2 separate regions of the Homo sapiens genome follow, and region 2 is linked to region 1. A link is a contact called in ENCODE Hi-C or POLR2A ChIA-PET data. All regions are on one chromosome and are shown on one strand. Each heading gives the region's core, a stretch centred on a gene start or an enhancer-like site at or near the end of the contact. The rest is flanking DNA. Distances are from core to core; before and after follow the strand shown.

Region 1 (2,687 bases), core at 84-2,583:
TGACGTCTTAGAACCCAGACTTTTATGTAGTTTATTTAACTTTTTTTTTTTTTAACTAAAGATCAGGTAACTCTTTCCAAAAAGAAACTCAGTCTAAGGGGGTAGAACTGTTCTGATTGAACAAGTAGCTGTGTCAATCATTTCAACCCTAGACTCCTGGCGCCGAGAATTTGGGGGCGGCGCAACCCGGGGGCGGGGCAAGCGGAGGCGAGGCTCCCAGTGCGTGGCTTTTCTGTCTCCGCCCCCTGAATTTTGCATTCTGCGTTTCCAGGGCCCCTCATGCACTTAATCCACACCCACTTGTGATCTGGTTTAAGAGATTGGGGAGGGCGGGGTGGGGGGATTGCGGAGGGAGGAATTGCGGGGCGGGGGTGGAGGTGGTGGTGGTGCCAGGAATCTGCATAGGCGAGGAAGTTGAAAGCTCTGAATCTCACATCCCCTTTTGCCTCCCAGCCCTATGTCCACCTTTCATCCTAGGTAAAATCTGAATTGGAGAGGGGGAAAAGGAATTAGATTCAGAAACGAACACCAGGCACAGAATACCAAACCCTTCCTTTCTACTCTTCCCCACCCCCACCCCGCACCCCCGCACTCCTAAAGTATTTTTTTCCCTTCCTGGGATAAAATAAAAGTCATTTTGCAGTTAAATATGTTTTACCATCTACCACAGGCAATCATCTTCAATAAAAAGCAATGGTTATGCACATGGGAGGGGCTTCAGGGCTCCCACCCGAAAGGCATTAGCTACCAAGGATGTGGGGTGTTTGTGGTGTGTGTGTAGGGGTGGAGGGATAGAAACGTCTGGAGGCACGGGGGTGGAGGGGCCAAGAGGGACAAAGGTGGAATTAGCTCAGAAGATAGGTAATGCCTCTCTCTCCAGGCCGCAATTAAAATAATATTTTAACAAAAGAGATTTTTTTTCCAAGTTCAGAAAAAAACCTATGCGGGGCGCGAGGGGGGTGGAGGAGGGAGTTGATAATGTAACATACACTCTTTCAGACTGTAGATAGGGTACCAGGGGATTTGGACCTTGTGACCGAATAAGAGCTCAGAATCAGTATTCGGACAGAGTAGGGGGAGGGGGCGGGCAACGTGTGGGTAGGAGGAAGGAGAAAGAGCGAAAGCTGGGATAGACTCGGCTAGACAGTTCCCCCGGGTAGCAGGATCCTCCAGGGCTCCAATTCCGGGGTGCAAGGACCCTCCCCGACTACTCCCGAGCTGCACCCCAGCTCGAAGCCACTTGCTGCGCAAAGCGCGCGGGCCCAGCCGGTCTCGTGTCCCCCGCCCGTGCGCCGCGTAACTGACTGGCACACTGAGCGCGCTCACCGATCTTGACTTGCTCGCGGTAGCTCTTTTCGTTGAGGCAAACCCCGCGGCCGTGCAGCAGGGCGTGCAGCGGCTTCTCCTCGTCCTGCCGGGGGAGGCAGCGCAGCCCCTGGGCGCAGCGCTCGGTGTAGACGCCGCACGACTGCCCCTCGGCCAGGGCGCAGGTCATGCAGCAGCCGCAGCCCGGCTCCTTGACCAGCTCGCAGCCCAGGGGGCTGGGGGGGCACATGGAGAGGGCTTTCTCGTCGCAGGGCTCGCAGTGCACGAAGGAGCCCAGGCTCTGGGCCGGCCCCGCATAGGCGGCCAGCAGCAGGAGGACCGCGGTGAGCAACACCATCTTCTCTTAGTCGCCCCCTTTACCTCGGGGTGGGGCAGGAGAGCGAGAGTGCAGGGATAAAGGGGCCAAGAGGGCCCCCGGAGATTTTTTTGTTTTTGTTTTTGTTTTAAAATTTCTGGCAGGTAGAGCAGGTGCCCTCCCCCAGACACTTGCAAAAATGTAGAGAGAGGTGGAGGGCTGGGGTGCCTGCGAGCAGGTCCCAGTTGCAAGAATTAAAGCCTTGCAACAGGTTGGGGGAAGCAGGGCAGCGCCAGGTGCACGCAGTGAGCGGAGGCCGGAGAAACCCTCAAGCCTGAGCGGGTCAGAATTATAGGGGAAAAAAAGCCACAAAATTGTTCACCCCCAAGCAACCACCGAAATAATGAGATCGGATGCAGTGGAGATGGCGTTGGGGGTGGGAGAGAAAAATGGATTTATCTTTAAAATTTTTGCTTAAAATCTAAAATACACCCCGCTTTCTAACCCTCAGCTGCCAGCGGTGCGCGGCGCCGCAGAACAGGTAAGAGGCGTTGGCTGCAGCCGAGAGGGTGGGAGAAAATGTTGAAATCAAGAAATTAAAAAACAAAAACAAAAACAAAAAAACCCCAAACCCTAACACCTCTTTTCTCCCACTTTGCCACCTCCTCTTCGAAATTCGCAGGTTCTACGCGAAGTCCGGAGAAGGGTGAAAACGGAGGAGGGGTAATGAAAAGGAGCAAAAAAGGGAAAAAGCCCACACTGCTTTGCAGCTCTTTCCTAGCTCTTTTCCCCTGCAGAAGTTTCCAAAGAGACTACGGGGCTCCGGGAGAGCAGGCGCTTTTAAATAGCCGGCCCCTGGCTGCCAGCCAGTTTGTAGCTGCAATTTGAGCTTCCCAACACCCAACTCAGGCAAGGATGCCAAGGAGCTTTGCAGTACAAACTCACACGGGGTGGGGGTGGGGAGAGGCCTTCTAGACACAAGGGGGCTCCCCTTCGCTCCCTGAACAGCGCCCTCCTCCCCTCTGAACAGCGCCCTCCTCCCCCCGGAATGTAAGAAAGGGGCAAG
Region 2 (2,687 bases), core at 108-2,607, 380 kb after region 1:
TGGTGCCACAAGCTGAGTGCCTTCAGGCAGCAGACTTAGCCTCTTCAAGTCCAATCTCATCAGTAGTATCAGGGGGCTGAGATGGATGATCTCTAAGCAACCTTCCAACCACAGTGTTTTATAATTCTGTGTTCTGTGACCCATGTCTTCCTTGGAGGGCTCTTCAATCATGATCCCTATTACTATTGCCTTTGTTCGTATTAATAATAGCTTTCAATTATTATTCCTCAGATCATTCTTGGAGCACACATATCATAACTGGAGCACACAATAATGACAAGGACAGAAGCCAAGCATGTCATAAGCAGCCATTGTTGAAACAGATATGCTGCAGGGGCTGGAGTGACAATCGCTAAATGTCCCCCCACCACACACACACACACACACACACACACACACACACACCTGCCCCTGGCAGGCCCAGCCTCAGGGCTCAGCCAGGTGACTTTTTCTTCTGGGTCATTAGGAGTCTGGGGTGAGCCCAGGCTACAGGAGGAAGGCATTACTTTGTCATTTTGGGAAAAAGGGTCACGTGTCCTACTTTTGCAGATGACAGCTCATTTTAACTTTACACTTGCATGCTGGTTTGGGAGGACTTTGAAGAGGCAGCATTGAGTAGTGGTTAAGAAAAACACAAGCTCTAGAGGAATGTAGGATTTTTTGTGTCCCAGCTCTTCCACTTGATAAGCTTTGCATCATGGGAGAAGTTACTTAATTCTCTGTGTCTCAGTTTTCTCATCTGTAAAATGGGGATAATCCCAGGTCCTCCTCCTCAGTGGTTTAAGGATGGAGTGAGTGAACGTATGTTAGAGCAAGGCCTGGCTCACTGTGAGAACATAAGTCATATTAGCTATTGTGATGGTCTTCTTAACCGCCTTCTTACAGAAATAATAGAACTGAGGCCCAGAAAGACAGAGAGAGAAAAAATAGCTTGACTGAGCACATGGCCAGTGGTGACAAAGTTGGAAACACTTCAGCTTCCTGATTCAGTGCTGGCTTTGAGGGCAGTGCTCTCTCCCTGAGCTTCCCACAATATATTCCAAAGGCCCCTTCTAAGCATATGTCTTCTACATCAGCACTCACCACTATCAGCAGGACTGACCTCCCCAGTGTTTCCCACACACACCCAGCATTCTTCCGTCCCATCTCTACCTTGGGATTTCCTTCCTGCTTTTCTCTACCCTGTTCAGGGAACACGTCCAACCAGCCTTCCTCCGCGGACACTGCCCAGACTTCTCCATGGGCACTTCCTAGCCCCCTCTGATATGCAGCCCTCTCTGAATCCCTTAGTTCCTTAGTGTCTGTGCTGTGGAAATCCTCCTATTTGACCTTGTAGTGTGAGTCATCTTTGCATGGTAAGTACCACGTAGTCCCTGCTGTCAGGACCTTTGTGGGGCCCAGCCAAGTGCTAAGGCTCATTTGGGCCTTAGCACATGTTGACTTGCACCTTCTCTTGCTGGCAGCCCCCGTCCTGGACTCCAAAGGACTCAGCAGTCCTGATTCTAATTCTGTCCTAATTCTCCCCTCCCTCTCCTGCAAATCGAGCTGAGTGGTGGTGGAGTCTACTTCTCTGCTCTCTTTCTTACACTGAAAGCCACCACAGCTCACTGCCTTTGGTGTGTTCAGATAGGGATTACAGCCCCAAATACAGCAGCTTGTTTCCTGATGAAAACCCAGCCAAGCAGCTGGATTGAGTGCCTGAATAAAGACTCAACCCCAATTAAGGAAGAGCTGGGAATCGCTGCAATTCTGAGACAGCGCAGTTATCATAAGCCCTTCTAAGAGAAACCATTTAAGATAGGGTCGGAATTAAAATAGTTTCCCCGGCACACAATTATGTACTGACTCTTTCTGAGGGAGTCGTTTAGGGAGCAAAGAATGGAGTTTTCATTTTAACTGCTCTTTCTCAATTGCACAAGACAGTTTTCGAACTCTTCTCCTTAAAATTGTGTTTCTATCATGGCCTCTCTCACGACGGTTCGCAACATCTAGTTTGTTTCCCACTCATAGAAATATTGCACATACATTTTAGTTTTGTGAGAAATTATATTCTTAGGGAAAGGCAGGTTGTGTGAGTAGATTTATTTCAGTATATCAAAAATATGATGCTTTTTTTTTAAGTGGTGAATTTGTGAGCAGACCTCAGAGCAGATGCTGGAGGTCCCCTGATGGTCATTCCACATTCTACTCCCCAGTGTTCCCGGCTGCTCAGTGCCCTTAGTGAGTCCCTTAATCGCTTTAGGATCTCATTCCCTCATCAGTAAATGAGGTGCTGACACCTGCTCTTCTGATTTCCCAAAGCAACTATAAAAATAAAATGAAATAAAGCATAAAACACTAGGCAGAATATAAATCACAATTGCGACTTCAAACTCTTATGTCTAGAATGCCCTGCCTTCACCTTGCAGGACCACTCTGCAGAGGAAATCTGAGACATTGGTTCTATTGCCCTGTTTCTCTTCAGTCCTTGGACCTGCCCACCTGCATAGCTTTCTTCTGATCTCTCCCTACCATTGCTGATACAGGTTTGTGACCTGCCACCACTGGGTGAAATCATTTATTTCTCCCCACATTCTTTGCCATGCATTTGCAATGTTTTTCCATTTGATTTTGGGGGCTTTGAGTCTCACTATTTTGCCCTCTCATTCCTCGCCCCCCCCCCCCACTTTCAGAAAGACTTTTCCTAG

What was found. Hi-C counts contacts between places; a loop is a spot of excess contacts on that map. ChIA-PET counts read pairs that join two places held with the same protein, here RNA polymerase II (POLR2A). Pooled maps may share reads with other maps.
Region 2: a loop to region 1 is called in a map of left ventricle myocardium inferior, with 5 times the contacts of the local background. The contact joins the enhancer-like site here to the promoter of IGFBP-AS1 in region 1. A Hi-C loop is called at or near these places in 14 of 168 maps with a recorded cell type or tissue (IMR-90, adrenal gland, heart left ventricle and 7 more), 1 of 37 single-sample maps with no recorded cell type and 21 of 50 pooled maps. POLR2A ChIA-PET finds 5 or more read pairs at or near these places in 6 of 52 experiments (A673, AG04449, AG04450 and 3 more).

The regions. Positions count from the first base shown.
Region 1 is chr2:216,693,113-216,695,799 of GRCh38, forward strand. It overlaps IGFBP-AS1 (IGFBP5 antisense RNA 1), which reads left to right and starts at 1,334. Exons shown (of 6, transcript NR_187138.1): 1 at 1,334-1,649. IGFBP5 (insulin like growth factor binding protein 5) reads right to left here and starts at 2,437. Exons shown (of 4, transcript NM_000599.4): 1 at 1,327-2,437. The coding sequence starts at 1,663.
Region 2 is chr2:217,074,019-217,076,705 of GRCh38, forward strand. No RefSeq gene overlaps it. Among named protein-coding and RNA genes, the nearest start is that of TESHL, 200 kb to the left of the region's middle. Within about 2 kb of position 1,358, at least 12 of the 41 ENCODE cell types and tissues checked have a DNase peak (open chromatin) inside an H3K27ac peak, as active enhancers do; they include IMR-90, adrenal gland, heart left ventricle and 3 more, where a contact is called at or near this core.